Regions from separate parts of the Homo sapiens genome. Here region 2 is linked to region 1. A link is an interaction called in ENCODE POLR2A ChIA-PET data of the cell type or tissue named here. Cell type or tissue: PC-3. All regions are shown on one strand. Each heading gives the region's core, and the rest is flanking DNA. Links, peaks and the distances in the headings are about the cores only.

What was found. ChIA-PET counts read pairs that join two places held together with the same protein. Peaks named below come from ENCODE experiments on the same cell type or tissue, not always from the same donor. Only the 100,000 strongest peaks of a DNase experiment are listed, where the experiment ranks them.
Region 2: POLR2A ChIA-PET joins it to region 1 with 11 read pairs; 2 of 35 experiments call an interaction of 5 or more read pairs at or near these places.

The regions. Positions count from the first base shown.
Region 1 is chr6:7,975,821-7,986,355 of GRCh38, reverse strand. The region is part of intron 4 of BLOC1S5-TXNDC5 (BLOC1S5-TXNDC5 readthrough (NMD candidate)); the gene reads left to right. It also overlaps the pseudogene PIP5K1P1. Among named protein-coding and RNA genes, the nearest start is that of TXNDC5, 70 kb to the right of the region's middle. RefSeq lists an enhancer at 1-412 and a silencer at 10,310-10,439. In PC-3, for the core only: no CTCF peak of the experiment used is centred there; no DNase peak of the experiment used is centred there.
Region 2 is chr6:7,752,392-7,762,926 of GRCh38, reverse strand. The region is part of intron 1 of BMP6 (bone morphogenetic protein 6); the gene reads right to left. Among named protein-coding and RNA genes, the nearest start is that of BMP6, 32 kb to the right of the region's middle. In PC-3, for the core only: no CTCF peak of the experiment used is centred there; DNase peaks (open chromatin) are centred at 1,676 and 4,326.

The DNA of each region.
Region 1 (10,535 bases), core at 1,396-9,395:
CACCATTCGCCTGGCATGGGGGAGAACGCCCGTCTCGCACGCCCTCCACAAGTTCAACCGCTTTCCTCAGAGGAGACTTTCCGCTTTCACAGAAGAGTAAGCTCAAGCTGACTGCTTGGACCCTGCGTCAGGAAAAAGCCACATCTGAAGAAAAAAAACAAAACGAGGCGTGAAAAGTCCCAGAGGAGCGAACGCCGCCTCTCTGTCCTCCCTACCCACGGCCTGTTTACCGCCCAACCCAGCCGCTTCGATCCGTCAGTTTCCTTCTTTTTTTCTTTTTTTCTTTTTTTTTTTTTGAGACGGAGTTTCCCTCTTGTTGCCCAGGCTAGAGTGCTGTGGCACGATCTCAGGTCACCGCAACCTTCATCTCCCGGGTTCAAGCGATTCTCCTGCCTCAGCCTCCCAAGTAGCTGGGATTACAGGCACGCGCCACCACGCCCTAGCTAATTTTGTATTTTTAGTAGAGATGGGGGTTTCACCATGTTGGTCAGGCTGGTCTCGAACTCCCGAACTCAGGTGATCCGCCCTCTTCGGCCTCCCAAAGTTCTGGGATTACAGGCGTGAGCCACTGTGCCCAGCCGATCCATCAGTTTATTTACGTGATCAACCCATTCCTACCTAAGCCTTTTTTTTTTTTTTTCAAGTTGCACCTAATGACTCGAATGCCCTATCATCTCGGGTCCTCTAGCCTCACTTCTCTCTTAGTATCAGAAACATACTTGAAACTCCAATTCATGTATAGAAGCTTTCTCAAACAACACCAGTGTGTTATGGAAGAAAGACCTCAGCGCTCTAGAAGTGTGATAACTGATTTAAGAATCTGCTTGTGCCACTAGCTGATTGTTTGATCTTGGATAAGTCACTCAACATCCCTGGGGCTCTATTGCTGCCTCTATGAAATGGGAAGGGAGGAGTTTAGGTAAATTTACATGATCCCTCCATACTCTAAAACCTATGGAATTAAGGAATAATATTTATTCCCTACCATCCTGTCAAAACCTATGATAATGACATGCTAACAAATAATGCCGCAAATATGTTCTCTAATGAGACAGAAAAATTGTACACTTTATTTATATGAAATTTATTATGTGTGCTGCTATGCCCCCAGCATACTACCATGAATGGACAAGTATTTGTGATAATAAAATATTTATAAATGGGGATTGGCTTTTGTTTATGGCAGAATAGTCCATTTAAACCAACCTCCCTCAGAGAACAAATTTTTTTAAAAATTTGGTCGGATACATTGGAGTCCTAAGAAGTTAGTGAATAATTATAGTACTGAGATCTGGGAAAAGAAAGAAGTACAGAGAGGTGAGCATTTGGGCCCACTGTTTCCTTAGGGACCTCTGCATGTTCCATTAGAGGTAGCTGAGAGTCTGATAAGCTTAGCAGAGTTTTTGACAAACTCAGTGGATTAGGGAACAAAAAACTGAGTTTGGGGTCTGATACAGCAATTGTCTGCTAAACTTCCCAAAACTTCGGATTGAGACCCTGAAAGGCTATATAGCATGGGAGTAAATGTGTATAGAAATAGACCGTTCCTCACAGACACTGCAATTCAGCTGCGAATCACCTCAATCCCTGGTGGGATCAAGATAATTGAGATGGGTAATATCCCTAGATGTCTATAAAGAGCAAATTTATATTCCTCTTTGGAGAAATATATTAATAACATTGTCCTAGCCCTTAAATTCTCTCTCATTTTTTATGTGTAATGTCCAGAATTCAGGCAGTCATTATTATGTACATAAGGAGTCAAGACAATGTGACTGAATACCAAGAGAAATGATAGACAATAGAAATGGACTCACAGGGGATCCTGCCATATCTCAGTAATATCATTCTCTTATACAGATTTTAAAGTAACACTGATTAATATATTTAAAGAAATAAATGACAAGATTGGCAACTTAAGCAGAGAACTAGAAATGCTATAAAAGAACAAAGTTCTACAACTAAAAATTATGATAAAAGAAAAACTCAATGGATAAGATTTATGGCAGATTAGAGACAGCTAAAGAGAGAAGGAGTGGAGTAGGAAAATCTGAAGAAAATATCTAGAATGAAGCATAGAAAAATAAAAGTTTAGAAAATACATAAAAGAGGCTGGGCGTGGTGACTCATGCCTGTAATCCCAGCACTTTGGGAGGCTGAGGTGGGTGGATCACCGAAGGTTGGAATTTGAGACCAGCCTAGCCAACATGGTGAAACCCTGTCTCTACTGAAAATACAAAAATTAGCCAGGCGTGGTGGCAGGCACCTGTAATCTCAGCTACTCTGGAGGCTGAGGCAGGAAAATCGCTAGAACCTGGGAGGCAGAGGTTGCAGTGAGCCAAGATTGCTCCATGGCACTCTAGCCTACGCGACAGAGCAAGGCTCCATCTCAAAAAAAAAAAAAAAAAAAAAAAAAAGACAGGAAGAAAACAAAGAAAATACATAAAAAAGAAAAGATAGGGAATACAGTGAAAGAATGTAACATTTAGTCCTGGAAGGAAAGGAGAGAGAAAATGAGACAGAAGCAACATTTCAAGGGATAATGGCTGAGAATTTTTCAAAATTGATGAAAGACTTAAAGTCATAGTTTTAAGAGTCATTGTAATCCTCAAGTAAGATAAATAAAAACAAAAATGATAGTAAAATTCTGCTGAAAGGCAGACAGAAAATTTAAAGCAAAGAAAGTGAGGTGGTAGGTGAGGAGAGATTATCCTCATAGAATGAATCATAAGACTGACAGCTAACTTCTTTACAGAAATAATAGAAGACAGAAGAATAAAATCTTTGAATTTTGGAATTCTATCCCTAGCAAAAAGAACTACCAAGATTGACAAGGAAACAAAGGCATTTTCAGGTAAACAACAACTGAGAGAATTTACCAGAGGCATCTTTGTAATAAAGGGAACACCAAAGAACATTCTCAGGCAAGAGAAAAGTGACTCTAATTTTTTAGAGATGGGGGATGAAATGGAGAGCGAGAGAAATGGGGTAAATAAATGAGTAAATCCAAATGAATGTTGTTCTTCAAAAAATGATATTAATGCTATGCTTTGGAGTTTAAAAACATAATTGTTTAAAGTCTCAACAGAAATGAAGGATCTAAACAAAATTAAAGTATTATAAAGTCCTTTGCATTTTGAAGTAAAAGTGTTAATGATGTTAGCTTCGTTTTTTAAAATTAATTTTTTTTTTTTTTTGAGTAGGAGTCTTGCTCTGTTGCCCAGGCTGGAGTGCAGTGGTCTGATCTCGGCTCACTGCAACCTCTGCCTCCCAAATTCAAGCGATTCACCTGCCTCAGCCTCCAAGTAGCTGGGATTACAGGCGCCCGCCACCACACCTGGCTAATTTTTGGGTTTTCAGTAGAGATGGGTTTCACCACGTTGGCCAGGCTGGTCTCAAATTCCTGGACTCAAGTGATCTGCCCACCTTGGCCTCCCAAAGTGCTGGGATTACAGGCATGAGCCACCATGCCTGGCCTGAATGCTGTAATTTCTGTAACTAAAAAGTAATTAAAGATTGTAAAATGCCAAATTAACGGGAGAAAATTATTTTAAAATACCAAGTTAATTCAAAAAGAAAGCAAAATGGAAGGGGGGAGGAGGTACAGGAGAAGGAACTAGAATAGGCAAGAGAAGCATGAAGCCTAGGAGGATGTAAACCCCAATATATCAAGACATACGTTAACTACATAGCAACTAAATGCTTTTATTAAAATATTAATAGCTGGATTTATTTATTTATTTTAATTTTTTTTTTTGAGATGGAGTTTCACGCTTGTTGCCCAGGCTAGAGTGCAACGGCATGATGTCTGCTCACCACAACCTCCGCCCTCTGGGTTCAAGCGATTCTCCTGCCTCAGCCTCCCAAGTAGTTGGGATTACAGGCATGCGCCACCACGCCCAGCTAATTTTGTATTTTTAGTAGAGATGGGGTTTCTCCGTGTTGGTCAGGCTGGTCTCGAACTCCCAACCTCAGGTGATCTGTCTGCCTTGGCCTCCCAAAGTTCTGGGATTACAGGCATGAGCCACCGTGCCCAGCCTGAATTTATTTTTAAAACAATTTTATGCTTTAGAAGAGACACATTTAAATTTTGAGAACACAGAAAGATGGAAAGTAAATGAATGGAAAAGATATAGTGTACAAACACTAATGAAAATAAAACTGGTGTAATTTAATATCACATCACAAAGATTAATATCAGAGAAAGTTCACTGAGGTAACAGGTATTCCTAGACATAAAAAGAGATACTTCATAATAATTAAATATTTACTTCAACAATAAGGTATAAGAATTCTAAATTTTCAGCAAATAACATAGCTTCCTCAATAATTGATAGAAAAAGCACTTTAAATATAGAAGCTTTGAACAAGACAATTAACAAGCTTAATTCAAATTGGCATATACAGAACAGTGTACTTACTATTACATAATGTTCATAATGCAAATAATTTTTAAGTACACAGGAATATGTATAAAACGTGATCCCATGCTGGGCCATAAAACAAGACTCAACTAATTTCAAAATGTTAAGATTATACAGAGTATGTTCTGATGACAGTAGAATTAAGCTAGAAATCATTAAGTAAAATATTACTAGAAAAAACTCAAATATACCTCTACATAAGTCCTGGGCCAAGGAGAAATCACAGCGGAGGTTAGAAGATATTGCAAACTGAAAAAGGATTACAGTATGACATTGAAATTTTGGGGATGCAACTAAATCCATGCTTCAAGGAAAATGTATGATTTTAAATAAACTTTAAGAATGTTTTAACTGTACATTTAAATTTACAAAAAATTACAAAAATAAGTTTAAAATTTAAATTTACAAAAAATAAATTTGGAAAGGAAATGCTTTAGGGAAAAACAGCAAAGTAAACCTAAAGAAAGTAGAAGAAAAGGATAAATAGATGAAATAAATTAATAAAAATAGAGAGGACTTACAAAGCCAAAAGTGGTTTCTTTGAAAAGACTAATAACATTGACAAGCTCCTGGTAAGACTGGTGCAGGAAAAAGTGATGGCATAAATAACCAGTATCAAGAATGTGGAAGGGAACATACTTCAGATCCTACAGATCTTACAATGAGAATCTTAATTATCATAAAGATAGTAAGATTTTAGACACAACTCTATGCCGGTAAATGTGAAAATGTAGAGAAATGGACAAATTCCTAGAAAAATAAAACTTAACAAAACTAAGTGAAAGAAATGGAAAATCTAAATAGTACTATAATTATTAAACTAAATATGTAATTAAAGGTCTGTCCATAAAGAAGACTCCAAGATTAAATGATTTTACCAGTGAATTCTTTCAAACATTTAAAAGAAAAATAATGGTAATTATATTGATTATTGCTGCAAAACACAGTATCCCAAAACTTAGTAACTTTAAACAACATTTATTATCTCACAGTTTCTATGGGTCAGGAATCCAGGTGTGGCCTACCCAGATGACTCTGATCCAAGGTTTTTCCACAGGGAAGCTCTTGGCTGGGGCTGCAGTCTTATCTGAAAGTTTGATTGGTAAAGTGTGTACTTCCAAGCTCACTTATGTGGTTGTTGACAGGCTTCAGTTTTTCACAGGCTGTTGACTGAAGGTGTTACTTCTTCCTTTGCTGTTGGCCAGAGACCTTACTCAGTTTCTTACCATGTGGGTCTCTCCATAAGGCTGTTCACAACATGACAGATGGCTTCCTCAGACTGAGCAAGGGATGGTGAGCACTGAAGACTGAAGCTACAGTCTTTTTGTACCCTAATCTTGAAGGTGACATCCCTTCATCCCTGATAGATTATATTCTTAGAAATGAGTCACTAAATCTGGCCCACACTAAAGGGGGGTTATTACACAAGGGCATGAATACCAGGATAATAGAATTTTTGGGATATGATCTTAGAGACTGCCTACCATAGTAATCTTACACAAATTATTCCAGAGATTAAAAGAAAAAATACATCCCAATTTGGGGTTGTATTATTATGGGACCAGAATAAGTTAGCATCAGATTATGACAATTGTATTACTAGAAAGAAAAATTATAGACAATGCCATTATGAACATAGATGCAAAAACTGAACAAAATATTAAAAAACAATGTAGTAATGCATCAAGAAAAGAATAATACATCACAAATAAGTCTGGATTATTTTATGAATCCAAGATTGGATTACCATTTGAAAATCAAATAAAAGGCCAGAAAGCCTAATAGAAATTATGAGCAACACAGATTTGAACAGGAAACTCATAAAAGAGAGTATCCAAATGGCCAATAAAAATGTTAAAAAGTTCTCAAGCTCACTAATCATGGGGAAAACAGATTAAAACCACAATGTAATACTATTACACAGACATACACACATACCACACATGCCAGAGTGTCTATAATTTAAAAGACTGATAATATCAAGTGTTGGTCAAAATCCACAGCAATGGGAACATACATAGTACAGTTGGGAGTATAAACTGGCATAACATTTTGAAAAAAATGTTTTGCATTATCTACTAAAGCTGAACAGAGCTGTGCCCAAAGACCTGGAAAATTCATTTCTAACAGAAATTGTGTCCATGTATATTATAAAACACATATAAGACTTTATAAGAGCATAATATATAAAAGCCTCAAATTGGAAATAAATATCCAACAGGAGTCAAGTAGATAAATTGTGGTGTATTCATCCAATGGAATACTATACAGCCTCCCAAAATGAACTAACTCAGCTGCCTACAATAATATAAATATATATATATAGATAGATAATATATAACATAATATTGAGTGAAAGAAGTTGAATGTAAAATTAAATATACTATATGGTTTCCTTTATATAATGCTTAAAATAGTAAAACTAATACCTGGTAGTGGTAGAAGACAAAATAGCAGCTACCTTGAAGAGATGGAAGCATGCAGGGATTGGAAGATGGGTCAAGGTGGCGCTTCTGGGGTGCTGCTAGTTTTCTAACTCTTGACGTGGGTGATAGTTACACAGGTATATTCTCTCTGGATAATTCATTGCGCTGTGCACTTTTTAAAACTATGATTATGTTTATCCAAACTCGTGTTTAATATTTACTGAACTCTATGTTAAATGCTAGAATTAGAAAAATGAATCAGAAACAGTGCTTGGCTTCCAAGAATTCAGAGTCTAACTGTGGACAATGACTTATAGACAATTCACTAACAGATTACAAGTGCTATCAAGGATTAATATACAGAATAAGATTAGGACCAGTCCTGCCTCGTGGGATCAGGGATTGGTTTTTTTTAAGGAGTCGACCTGTGAATTGGTCTCATGATTTGCCATTGTGAAAGTTGTCAGGATCAAAATGGAGTCATTTGTGTTAAAAGCCCTGACAAATAGAGCTGAGGAAGGCCATGAATGCAGGGCACTCATGCATGAATGCCTGATAACAAGAACTACCACAAAAGACTTTGCAAAAACCACAACCTTGTACAAAGGCCCTTGCAACCCTAACACACACAAAAACACTTCTGTGAAGACGTCTGCCTAGCAACTGCCTGTCTAGCCTCAGACTGGCACTATCCTTGCTATTAATCCTTGTAGCCATGGATAATTATCTCAAAACAATTATGTAATCCTCATTTTCCTTTAAAAGCCTTTTAAATTAATCTCCCTGAATTCGCACACACTTGACTATGGCGTGCATATTCCCATTACAACGCCCTATTCCCAAATAAACGTAATTGTCTTTTAGAGAGTCTCCCTCTCTGTTTGTTCTTTGGATTGGCACCTTTCAACAAGTGAAAAAGAGGGAGAGGGATGTTGTATTAGTCTGTTCTCGCATTGCTGTAAAGAAATACCTGAGACTGGGTAATTGATCAAGAAAAGAGGCTTAATTGGCCCACAGTTGCACAGAGCATGATGCTGGCATCCACTCAGCTTCTGGGGAAGCCTCAGGAAACTTACGATTATGGCAGAAGGCAAAGCGGGAGCAGGCATGTCTTACATGGCCAGAACAGGAGCAAGAGAGAGAAGGGGGAGGTGCCACACACTTTTAAACAACCAGATCTCATGAGCACTCACTATTGCAACAAAAGCACTAAGGGCCCTGTGGTGTTAAACCATGAGAAACCACCCCCATGATCCAATCACCTCCTGCCAGGCCCTACCTCCAGCATTGGGGATTACATTTCAACATGAGATTTGAGTGGGGACATGGAGCCAAACCATATCAGATGTTCTACGTAGAAAGTGCATGAAATGAACAAAGCTTAAAAATGCAGGCATGTCCACGCAGCCACTCAAAAGATAATGAGAAAACTCAATACTTTACAAATTTTGCATCAGTGCTAAAGACTGCTGAGAGGAGGGTCTGCCTCCAGTGGACATGGGTAAAAATAGAATCAGCAGAAGTTTTCCTTTCTAATCCTAAACTCCATGCCTAGTGCTATGGTCTGAATATTTGCATCCCTTTTTCTGCAATATGTGGATAGGTTTGTTTTGACATGTTGGTAATTTAAATCCCCTGAAGAGAGGGACCTCATCAGAGTGTGAGTCTTACCTCGATCAAAGTCATGTTCACTGACTGTCATACACATACTTTCAGCGAGTTTTTGGCTGGCTAGGGTAAGGTTTAGCTAGATTCTTTAGGCTTGGGTAAGGACTGCATGCTTTGATTGTAGCAGTTTTGTCATTAGTCTCTTGGTCACATGTTGCATTCACAAGTTGAAATCCTAAGCCCCTGGCCAGGAGAGGTGGCTCACACCTGTAATCCCAGCACTTTGGGAGGCCAACATGGGTGGATCACCTGAGGTCAGGAGTTCGAGACTAGCCTGCCCAACATGGTGAAACCCTGTCTCTACTGAAAATACAAAAATTAGCCAGGCATGGTGGCGCATGGCTGTAGACCTAGCTACTTGGGAGGCTGAGACAGGAGAATCGCTTAAACACAGGAGGCAGAGGTTGCAGTGACCTGAGTTCGCACCACTGCACTCCAGCCTGGCCAACAGAATGAGACTCTATCTCAAAAAAAAAAAAAAAAAAGAAAAGGAAAGAAAAACCCTAAGCCCCAAGGTGACAGTATGAGGAGGTAGGGCCTTTGGAAGATAATTAGATTACAAGGGTGGAGACCTCATGAATGGGATTAATGCCCTTATAAAAGAGAGCTGCCTTCCCCCTTCCACCACATGAGGACACAGTGAGAAGGTGCCATCTGTAAACCACAAAGCAGCCCTCACCAGATACCAAATCTGCCAGGGCCTTGATCTTGGACTTCCCAGCCTCCAGAACTGTAAGCAATAAATTTCTGTATTCTATAAGCCACCCAAATCATAGTTTCCTGTCATAGCAGCTTAAATTGACTAAGACACCTGGATCTTAGCTTCTTTAGAGTGGATTTATTTTGCATTCTGTAGTAGCTAAGCACTAACAGAAGTAAATATTTAAATTACAAAATTGTGCATATCTTTAGGGGAAAAAGTGAGCACTTCTGTGTCCCCGTTTACACTCTGCTCTCCAGATGCTGATGACGCTTCCCAAAGCACAGCAAGAAACACGCCTACTCCATGGCTTTCTGAGTTTCTGTCTGCTCACACTGCTGATGCCAGCACTGCTGTCCCCACTTGCAAGCTGGGACATCCCCTAGATAACTCTCCAAGTGAGCGGATGGTAAACTGACGTTGAGGGGAGACACTGCGGTCCTATTTTGTGCGTGCCTCTGCTGTCACATTTAACACAGGGCTGTGTAGTCATCTATTGAGGTGTCTGTCTCTCTGACTAGACTAAGGCTTGTGGTGAGGACCATCTATTCATGTTGTCCTGTTTGCCAAGCACAGTGGGAGGCAAAGGGATGCCCCACGGGTGCTTAACAGGCATTTGCTGAAACAAAGTGCAGGTGGAAAGTGGCCCTAATAGTGCAGCTGTGGCATCAGTGAAGCTGATCGTTAGTTCCATGAGGGAGTGGACTGACAAGAGGAGCATTTGTCATCCACATGAAAACACCTTTTGAGCATGAAAGTGGGTGTCACTAATACATACAGTAGGACAAAACCAGGATTTTCTGGAGGAAACAGAGGTACGGTCACCTTCTTATGACTGTCAACACAGGATTATTACAAGGTGTCTGTGAGTCACCCTAGGAAGTCCTGTGTCCCTTGCGTTCCATCCAGAGCAAGCTTAGGGAACACTCTTGTGCATTTGGGATCTCTGGAAGCAAAAGTTGCCCTGGGACTAGAGTTGGCTTCCTCCACCTGCATTTCCCCAAGAATCCTAATGGCGACACACTGTGTTTTCAACAGTTGAGCTCCCGCCTCATGTGGAATCTGTGGGTTCCTGCTAAATCACCAGAGTGAGGTGTTGGTGCACCTGGTGTGAGCCATCACAGTGACCCACGCAGGTGCTGAGAGGCAGGGCTTTGCTGCTGCTTGGTTGCTGTGGCCAGTGTTTACTTGACAGCACCACGCTGTGCTTGCAGGGAACACATGTGTGGTACAGCATGCTCTCCCTCTGCCCTGGTCTTCTGCTTCAGAGACAGGACCTTCCCCAGAGCAGGGTTTCCATCCTGCTTCTCTGTCTAC
Region 2 (10,535 bases), core at 882-8,881, 220 kb after region 1:
CCGTCATTGCAAAACGGACTTCAGCTGGCTGCACATCTGCGTCGCACGGCGGCTTAAACATCAAGCCAACTATTAAGATCCCCTCTAGCAACATACTCCTATCCCCTGGAGAAGAACTGCGAGAATATGGACAGAAAATCAATATGTTGATAAGACATATTATGGGCACTGGAAAAACACTTAAAATGCGTGGACACACACTCAGACATGCACATTGAGTTGCATCTTTTTATTTAATCAGAATATAAGGATTGTTACAGATGCAATTATGTTCAGAGCTAGAAAGAATATTTATTTAGTAAGCTGGGGATGAAGCTTATATTTCTATAGAATTTATGTGCCGTTTTACTCAGCTAGCACTTAGGACATATGTATATATGTTATATATTTGTATATTGTCCCTGATAATATCATAAACTCCAAGAGGGCAAGGCTGACTGCATAAAAGTTTGAATTCCCCCACGTCATGCCTTAGCAAAAGTCAGTGCCCAGGACTACTGCGAAAGACTATTAAAGCAAACCTTCAAGATCATTAAAGCAAACCTTCAAGATCATTAAAGCAGACCTTCAAGTGTCAACCCAGGATGTCACTGGCTGAATTTGGATGTGTCCTTTGAAAAATGACATATAATAACACTGCATTGACATTTGACCACTCACACCTTAATCAAGATACAACCCCTTCCTTTTAAGAAATCCAAGGTTGGCCAGGTGCAGTGGCTCAGACCTGTAATGCCAGCACTTTGGGAGGCTGAGGTAGGTGGATCATTTGAGGTCAGGAGTTCGAGACCAGCCTGGCCACCATGGTGAAACCCCATTTCTACTAAAAATACAAAAATTAGCCAGACATGGTGGCGGGCGCCTGTAATCCCAGCTACTCGGGAGGCTGAGGCAGGAGAATTGCTCGAGCTCAGAAAGTGGAGGTTGCAGTGAGCTGAGATCACGCCACTGCAGTGAGCTGAGATCACACCACTACACTCCAGCCTGGGCAACAGAGTCAGACTCCGTCTCAAAAAAAGAAAAGAAAAGAAATCCAAGGGGAGTAAGACACATTCCTTGTCCTCAAGGAAGTTACGGACAAGTGGGGGCAATGAGACAATAACAAATGACAAATGACAACTGAGCGATCAGAAAGTACAAAGAAAATGCCGTAAAGACTTTGAGGAAAGGGAGTCTCTAAGTCTACTCTGAAGATATCAATGAAGCCTTTTTGAAGGAGCCACCATTTGAGATGGGCCTTGAAGGTTGGCCAAGAGCAGGTAAAGAACAGCCAGTGTCAGCAGGTGCCTGAGATACTGACCAACACAGACAGGCAGTGCTGTGTCAGTGGCCATGTCTGCGTCTTGTGTTCCGGCCATTCCATCCTTCCATCCACCCCTGTTGGCTCCAGGGCTGCACTTGGTAATGCCCCAGCTGCACTGGAATTTCTCTATGCTATTAATTGATCACCCTGAGTCTATTACAGAATATTATGTGTCCTTCTCAATCTTACAAGAAGAGAAATGCACTTGGAATTCTATGTTAAAATAATATACTGTGCTCCTTCTGTCTACTGCCCAATTATATTCTGCTGGAACACTCTACTGGAAAACTTACTATCATAACCAGCCAAGTGCTGAAGGGCATAATGTTTTGATTGTCAAACAGGTTGTACATGATGCAAATATATGACTTAAGAAGTGATTTCACAAACATTTTGGTAACAGTAATCTGACTCATAAGCTCCAACAGAGTCTCATAAAACAGCTGTGTGTATAAGTAATCCAAAGATAGTCTTGGAGAAATGTGACATAGAAAAGCATAAAATAAGAGAAGAAAGCTTGAATCTTGAAGAGGATATTGTATCGCATTGTAACGATAATGCCGAATATAAGGCAAAGGCCAAACTGACCCTCGTTCAACTAATATGTGCTATTGCCATTCAGATCTGCTGGAGTTGTTAATCCAGGGAGAAAGAACAATGTCCGTAATGGCTTATATTTTACAAAATTAACTGGAGACTTTCTACTCACTAATTACAGCACGAGGTGAAGAAAACTCATTTTGGAGGCTCCGCATAACAGCACTTATTTCAAAGAGACGTTTTTGATGCATTCAAAACTTTACTTTAACTTTTATTCACCAGACATCTACTTTCACATGTTAAAACACTACGGTCCAGCCAGGCACGGTGGCTCACGCCTGTAATCCCCGCACTTTGGGAGGCTAAGGCAGGCAGATCACCTGAGGTCAGAAGTTTGAGACCAGCCTGGCTAACATGGTGAAACCCCATCTCTACTAAAAATACAAAAATTAGCTGGGTGTGGTGGCAGGCGTCTGTAATCCCAGCTACTTGGGAGGCTGAGGCAGGGAGAATTGCTGGAACCCGGGAGGTGAAGGTTGCAGAGAGCTGAGACTGCACCACTGCACTCCAGCCTGGGTGACAGAGTAAGACTCTGTCTCAAAGAAACAAATAAATAAATAAATAAGTAAAACTATGGTCCAAGAGAGCTAAACTACTTGCCCAAAGTCACCCAGAGCAGCAAAGTCAAGGTGGAAAGACGGTGTTCCTTGCTCTACTCTGATATAAAGTAAATAATTACTTTAATTCACATGCAGACTGACAAAGGTATTTAGGAAAAGGAACAAATAAATTATAATTTCACAGTTCCTGTTTTAATTTCACTAGTCTATCATACCACCTCAAAAAATATACTTGAAGGTCAGGTACACTGGCTCATTCCTATAATCCCAGCAATTTGGGAGACTGGGGTGGGAGGATTACTTGAAGCCAGGAGTTCGAGGCTGCAGTAAGCTATAATCGCTGTACTCCAGCCTGGGTGACAGAGCGAGATCTTGTATCTAAAAAAAAAAAAAAAAAAAAAGTTGAAAAATAAAAATTAAGATGTGAAATTCTGCTTTCTTAGATAAAATTAAGAAAGAGGCCAGGTGTAGTGGCTCACACCTGTAATCCCAGCACTTTGGGAGGCCAAGGTAGGCAGATCACCTGAGGTCAGGAGTTCTGAGACTAGCCTGGCCAATGTGGTGAAACCCCATCTCTACTAAAAATACAAAAATTAGCCAGGCATGGTGGCTGGCACCTGTAATCCCAGCTACTTGGGAGGCTAAGGCAGGAGAACTGCTTGAACCTGGGAGGCAGAGGCCGCAGTGAGTTGAGATTGTGCCACCGCACTCCAGCCTGGGCAACAGAGTGAGATTCAGTCTCCAAAAAAAAAAAAAAAAAAAAAAAAGAAGAAGAAAGAAATTAGTCTTTAAAATTCACTTCTTTTTTTTAAATTCTTTTATTTCACTCAAGCTTTTAAAATCTGATTTGTTTAGTCTCATGTGTTCATTACTTAAAACTCAAAGCAGGTTCAAGGCAAGAGTTTAGGGTTATAAGGGCCTTAAAGAGCATGTGTTTTGCTGATGAGGCAAAACTAGGGTCTGGAAAGGTTAAGTGAATCGAAGGTCACCAGGGCATTCATGTCAGAACCAGGACTAGAACCAAAGTGTTCTGGATTTCAGCAGCTGAGTGGTGGCCGAGGACCTCAAGGGGAAAAAAGCTGAGTTCTAACTTTCAACAACATTGCTTGCATTTTTTATCTACTCATGTGCACAGACGTCCCCTCCACGTGGAACTGCTCAAGGAACCATTTGGCCAGATTCTGTGGCAATGTATGACCTTCCTGGGGACACCACGTTCCTGGTAAGATTGATGATATTACTAGTATCAAGCATACATACATACATATATGGTAATGAGGAACTTAACGGATATGAAACTTCAAGAATCATCTCCTGATTCATTGAATGTCAAATCCCAAGACAGCGGCAAGATATTCTTTAAGGGAAGCCTTCCTTATACCATCTAACCATTCAGGAGATAATTCAATGGCTGTCCTGAGCAGACACTGTGCTGGACATTGAAGATATAAACAAGAATAAGACAGTCTCTGCTCTTAGGAGCTCTTGGTCTAGTGGGCAGCACAGATGAGTAAATAGACCACTCATGTTAGTCTTACACGAGGACCTCTATTCTACCATGGCTGCACCGACTCCCCTCCAACCACAAATGCATCCGTGGACAAGGGAGCACACAGAGAAGGGGACAGTGGCTGCACCTCATGTGCGTGTGAGCATGTGGAAGGGGGTGGAGAGAGGGTGAAGGGGTTTGTGGTTGGGTCAGAGAAAAGACTGGATGCCAGAATTGCGAGGCACAGCCGGACCCAAGGGCTGCGTTTTTCTTCGGTGTCAGGCTTGGCAAGCCGCCTTCTATGACTGATCCTCTAAGGCATCTTAAAGCTTCACCCTTTAGCCACTGCCACCACAGCTATTCAAAAGAAGTCAAAATTAACACTCAAATACCACAAGGCACTGTAGGGAAGAGAGGGGTTTTGTTGATCTTGTTTTAAATAGGCTTGGTTGCAAACCGTAGTTGTTGGTATGGCAATTTTCCAAACACAAATCTAGTCAGGTCCTGCAAGGACCCAACAGAAACCCAGATGGATTTCTTTGTCTTGAAAAAAAATGCCTGGTGGTGAGTTGTGAGCCAAAACTCACTGAATCTATTCCTGATTCTGCCAGTTATTTCTGACCTTGGTGACCATCATCATCTCTTTATCCAGCTCCTTGCCTGGATAGCTGGGAGATCACTTGTCTAAGTCTGGTGGCTACTCAATCTGCGAATTCACATTCTCAGTACGAATTCACAAAGATGCTGGGGCCCGTATGGACTGTCATCTTTCCAGAAAGAAGCTGGACTATAACATAAGGCAATATGCAAAACGTTTGCGGAAAATGTTATGTTTGATTGGCATCTTCCCCATGCAGGGGCATTCTTCTCTACTAGCAAGAGTAATCTACTATAATTCTGTTTCTCATCTGCAGAACTTTGATATGGAAAATGAGCCACTTCTAGGGCAGTGCATCACAAAGGAAACTTGTGAAGATAATTAGAGGCAAGATTCTGAAATAGACAAACTTTCAGAGTGGGCATTTTAGCAGGGTGAGAGAGTGATGATGAACAGTTATGACTGAAGCTACGAAGGGCATTCAGTGGCACACAAGATGGAATTTTCTCACTGCCCTGAAGTTCAGGAATAGACAGGGAACCTGCAAGGAAATGGGCATTCCTGATCTATGAAGATGAAGCTGTGGATACATTGTATAATTATGAAAGAACACTCACAGATTACCAGGTAGGGTGCAGAGACGTAGGGAGAGCAGTCTGGAAATGATGCAGGCAGCATATCTGAAACTAGTCTTATCTCAGCATAAAGAATTTCCTTATCAAGGGATCAAAGCAACTTTGGGACTCACAGTTGCCATAGGTACTAGGTTGAATAGTGTCCCCCCAAAATTCACGTCCTTCCCAGAACCTCAGAATGTGACATTATTTGGAAATAGCATCCTTGTTGATATAATTAAGATGAGGTCATACTGGAGTAGGGTGGGCCCTTAATCCAATCTGACTAATGTCCTCATAAGGGAAGAAAAAGAGACACATAAGCAGGCATAGGGAGAATGTCCTATGATGGCCGAGGTAGAGATGGAAGTGATGCTTCTACAAGACAAGGATTGCCAGCAACACCAGAAGCTCAGAGAAAGGCATGAACAAAATCCTTCCTAGAGTCTTCAGGGGGAGCACTGCCTGCTGACACCTTGGTTTCAGACTTCTAGCCTCCTGAACTATGAGAGAATAAACTTTGTTGTTTAAAGTCATCCACTTGTGGCGGATTTAGGAAACTAACACACTATGCTATGTATTTTACAAATGGAAGGATACTTATATGTTTACGTGGCAGCCCAGGGAGAGGGCTACCAAATAGGGTCCAACAATCTCATTGAGTTTAGAAGACAGAGATTGGAGTTTGGGAAGGCCAAGGCATCTAAATTTTCAGGGCTAAATACTGGAAAAGAGAGTGCTACATAGAGAGAGCGCTCCAAAGATCTACAGAGGGGTCTTCTCTAACCTTTGGCTGAGTTCTGAACTGCTTGTGTACAAAGAAAACCTCCAAGGCAAGGAAAGAACTATGGGAAAGCAGCAGGAAAAAAAATTACCAGTTTACACAAGGCTGGGGAAAGTTTGCGTGCTGGAGAACCAGAATGTAGTCACCTCATAATATATGGAGTATTAGGTAGAGTTCTTAAAAGAATGTGTCTTAGGAGGGGATAAATTAATCCTAAAATAAAGGCCTGTCTGAATCCACCATAACAAAGCTTGAAAGCAAAGTTCAAAAGGATCAAATTGATCTGCAAGTTACTTCGTTGCACAGAAGAATAAAATCTAACTTTTTAAAAAGGAATATAACAAAATCCAGCACACAGCATCTTTGCGTGCTCACTTTTTAAAAAGGAATATAACAAAATCCAGCACACAGCATCTTTGCATGCTCAAAAATTAGTGAGCATTTGAAGATGTAGGAAAATAACTCATAACTAAAAGAAAAATCAATCCATAAAAACAGACTCAGAAATAACAGAGGTGATAGAATGACTAAGGAAAGGACCTTACAATTGGTATTATAAATCATAAATATATGCTCAAGAATACAAAGAAAAGCATGAGCATGAGAAGGAAATACATGAAAGACACACAAAATAAGTAAATGAAACTTTTAGTCAAATGAAAAATGCATTAGATGGTATTAACAGCAGTTTAGATACTGAAAAAGAAAATATTAGTGAACTTGATGTCTTAGCAATAGAAACTTGCCCAAATGAGACAACACAGAGAGGAAACAAAACAAAACAAAACACTGAAGCGTGAGATATAAAGAAGTCCAGCCTATGGGTAATTTGAAACCCAGAAGGAGGTGACGAAAGAGGAAAGCCAAAAAGTGACTTGAAGAAGTAATGACCAAATTTTTCTGAATTTAAATAAAACTATAAACTCACAGATAGAAACTCAAAGAGCCTCAAGCAGAAGAAACCTAAATAAAACAACACCAAGGCACATGATAAAACCATTTCTGAAAACCAGTGATAAAGAGAAAATCTTAAAAATCAGCCATATAACAGAAGACAATTTATGTACAAAGGAACCAAGATGTCATCAGGCCATCCAGGGTAGAAGTCAGTAAAACACTGTCTATAAAGTGCTGCAAGGGAAATAAATACTGTCAATCTCAAATTATAGACCCAGTGAATATCTTTCCACAACACAGATAGAGAATTTTTTCAGATAAATAAAAGCTGAGGGGATTTATCACCAGTAGACAAGTATTACATGAAAAGTTAACAGAAGTTCTTCAAGCAGAAGGAACATGATTCTAGATTAAAAAAAAATGTTGATCTACAAAAAGGAATAAAGAGTGTGAGAAATGGTAAATAGGTGGGTATACGTAAGAGACTTTTTCTCATTTTTAATTTATTTAAAACGTGATTGACTGCTTGATGCAAACACTAACAGGGTATTATGGGCTTTGTAACATAAACAGAAATAAAATATATGAAAACAATAGTACAAAGAACAGAAGAAGGAAATTGAAGTATACTGTTGTAAAATTCTTACATTCTACGTGAAGTGGTAAAATATTTAAAAACAGACTGTGGTAAGTTAAGCACATATACTATAAACCTTAGAGCAACTACTAAAAATAAATAAAACATAAAGGTCTAAACCAGTAGTGGAAATAAAATAAAATCACAAAAAATACACAATCCAAAAGAAGGCAGAAAAAGGGGGGAAGGGAACAAAGAACAGATGGGACAAATAGAAAACAAATAGCAAGATGGTAGATTTACACCCAGACACATCAATAATCACATTAAATGTAAATATTCTAAACACACCAATTAAAAGGCAGAAATTGTTAGGTTGCTTCAAGAAATAAACAAGACCTAACTCTATGTTATTTATGAGAAACCCACTTTATATATAAAGACTAAAGACACAGATAAGTTAAAAGTTAAAAAGGTTAGAAAATTAGTCCGGGCGCGGTGGCTCACGCCTGTAATCCCAGCACTTTGGGAGGCCAAGGCAGGCAGATCACGAGGTCATGAGATGGAGATCATCCTGGAGAACACGGTGAAACCCGGTCTCTACTAAAAATACAAAAAAATTAGCCGGGCGTGGTGGCAAGTGCCTGTAATCCCAGCTACTCAGGGGGCTGAGGTAGGAGAATGGCTTGAACCTGGGGGGCGGAGCTTGCAGTGAGCCGAGATCGCACCACTGCACTCCAGCCTGGGCAATAGAGCGAGACTCTGTCTCAAACAAACAAACAACAACAACAAAAAAGGTTAGAACATTATGCCGTGTGCACACAAATGAAAAGAAAGCTAGAGTGGTCATATTAATTTCAGACAAAGATGACTACTGAACAAAGACTATTATCAAGGACAAAGAGAATAATCAAGTTCATCCAGAGACATAACAGTCCTAAATGTGGATTTCCCAGGAACAGGGCTTCAAAACACAGGAAGGGGAAAAATAAATGACAGAACTGAAAAAAGAAGTAGACAAATCCTTAATTATAGTTGGAGATTTCAACATCCAGTAATTGATAGAGCAAGTACAAAGAAAGCCAGTAAAGATTTGGGCTGGGCGTGGTGGCTCATGCCTCTAATCCCAGCGCTTTGGGAAGCCGAGGAGGGCAGATCGCTTGAGCTCAGGAGTTTGAGACCTAGGCAACATGGAGAGACCTGATCTTTCCAAAGACACAAAAATTAGGCATGGTGGCACGTGCCTGTAGTCCCAGCTACTCGGGAGGCTGAGATGGGAGGATCGCTTGAGCCCAGGAGGGAGAGGCTGCAGTGAGCTGTGATTGCACCACTGCACTGCAGCCTGGATGACACATGAAGACTCTGTTTCAAAAAGAAAGAAAGAAAAAAAGACAATAAAGAACAACACTATCAACTAACTTGACCTAACCGCCATTTATTGAACACTCTACCCAATAACAACAGAACACATATTCTTTTGAAGGGCACAGGAAGCATCCACCAAGATCAACCATATTATGGCCCTAAAATAAGACCAAAATTAAAAATGATTGATATCATACAGTGTTCTCTCATTACAACGGAATTAAACTAGAAATCAGTAAATCCCCAAATATTTCGAAATTAAACAGCATACTTCTAAATAATCCACAGGTCAAAGAAGAAATCACGAGGGGAATTTTAAAAATATTTTGAGCTGAATGCAAATAGAAAGCACAACATATCAAAAAAAATTGATGTTAGACGAAAACCTATATCCTTTAATGCTTATTTAGAAAAGGCTGTATAGCAGAGTGATGGAAGTACTTACAGTTCTAGCACTCAGAGTAATGTTATTTTGTAGATTTCTAGGCAAAGTCTCACTGCCATTGAAGTATGACTTCTCTCCTTTACCTTACCTCCCCAGAATAACTCAAGCTCTTTGTAATATGGGTGCTTCTGAAACAAAGATGGCCCTGCTGGGTTACCGCTGTGCAGAAGGAGGGCTGTGGGTTGGATCAGTGCTTCTCGAACCTTACTGTGCCTATGAATCACCTAGGGGTCTTGTAAATGCAGGTTTCTAATCTAAAGGTGCCTGGGATGCTGCATTTCTGACACGCTCCCTAGTGGGGCAGCTGCTGCTGGTCCACAGACCACATTTGGGTAGCAGGGATACATACATTTCATTTCAACCAGGAACAACAATTCCCACCAAATCTGTTTTTTCATTTCCTCTTGTGCACTCTCTCGTCTCTGGAGAAAGTGCTGAGCAAAGGTCAGTGGATGACTTGGGGCGAAGTCACTTTAGAAGAGACAGGGCTTACCAGTGACCATTTGATCAATTAAGTAGCAGGTGCTTGATTGAGGTCAGGGCTAGCTTTAATAAACATTACTTAAAATGTTCTGAAACCTTTCTTTAATGTCTAAAATTACTTTGGACTCCAACCAGTATTTTTTTTTTAACATCAGCATTGCTCTTACCATTATATAATGTAAAATCTTAAAATGAGGCTGGTTCTGGGCTTAATATTACCAGCTTCTGCAGCATGATAGGCTGACTCCTGGCTGACCCAGTTTCTTGATCCCTGGAGGCTAGGTGTAGGTGTTTATTATGCCCAGCAGATAATAAGCTGGCACTACCACAGCCCTACAGAAGAGCCAAGAGAAAAGGGGGAAAACACATGAGCAATGCTTCAGATAGCTATTCTGTGCTGATATCTAAATTATAATCCACGGATCTGAAAGGAGGGCTGTATTCAGAACCATAAAAATAGTCTACACTTTTAGGGCAAAGATTTTTGTTCACCTGTATCTTTCTCACCTCCAGATTGCCACCTCCCATCCCAGAAAGCTCAATGATGGAACACTAAAAGCACCTTCCTGAAGTTATGGCTTTCTGGCACACACAACAAATTATATAGCATTAAAATGACCTCCTTCTAAAAAGCAAAAAAAAAAAAAAAAAACCTATGTTGAACTCCATAATAACATGAGGTACGTATTTAGAACCACAGATAATTCCAGTTACAAATGCATTTCTACTAGGACTTTAAAAACTTTGATAAGATTAGTTGAATGGCATTAGATAGACTTTCTTAGTTCACTCATCAAGCCTATACAAAGGGAGAGCAAGT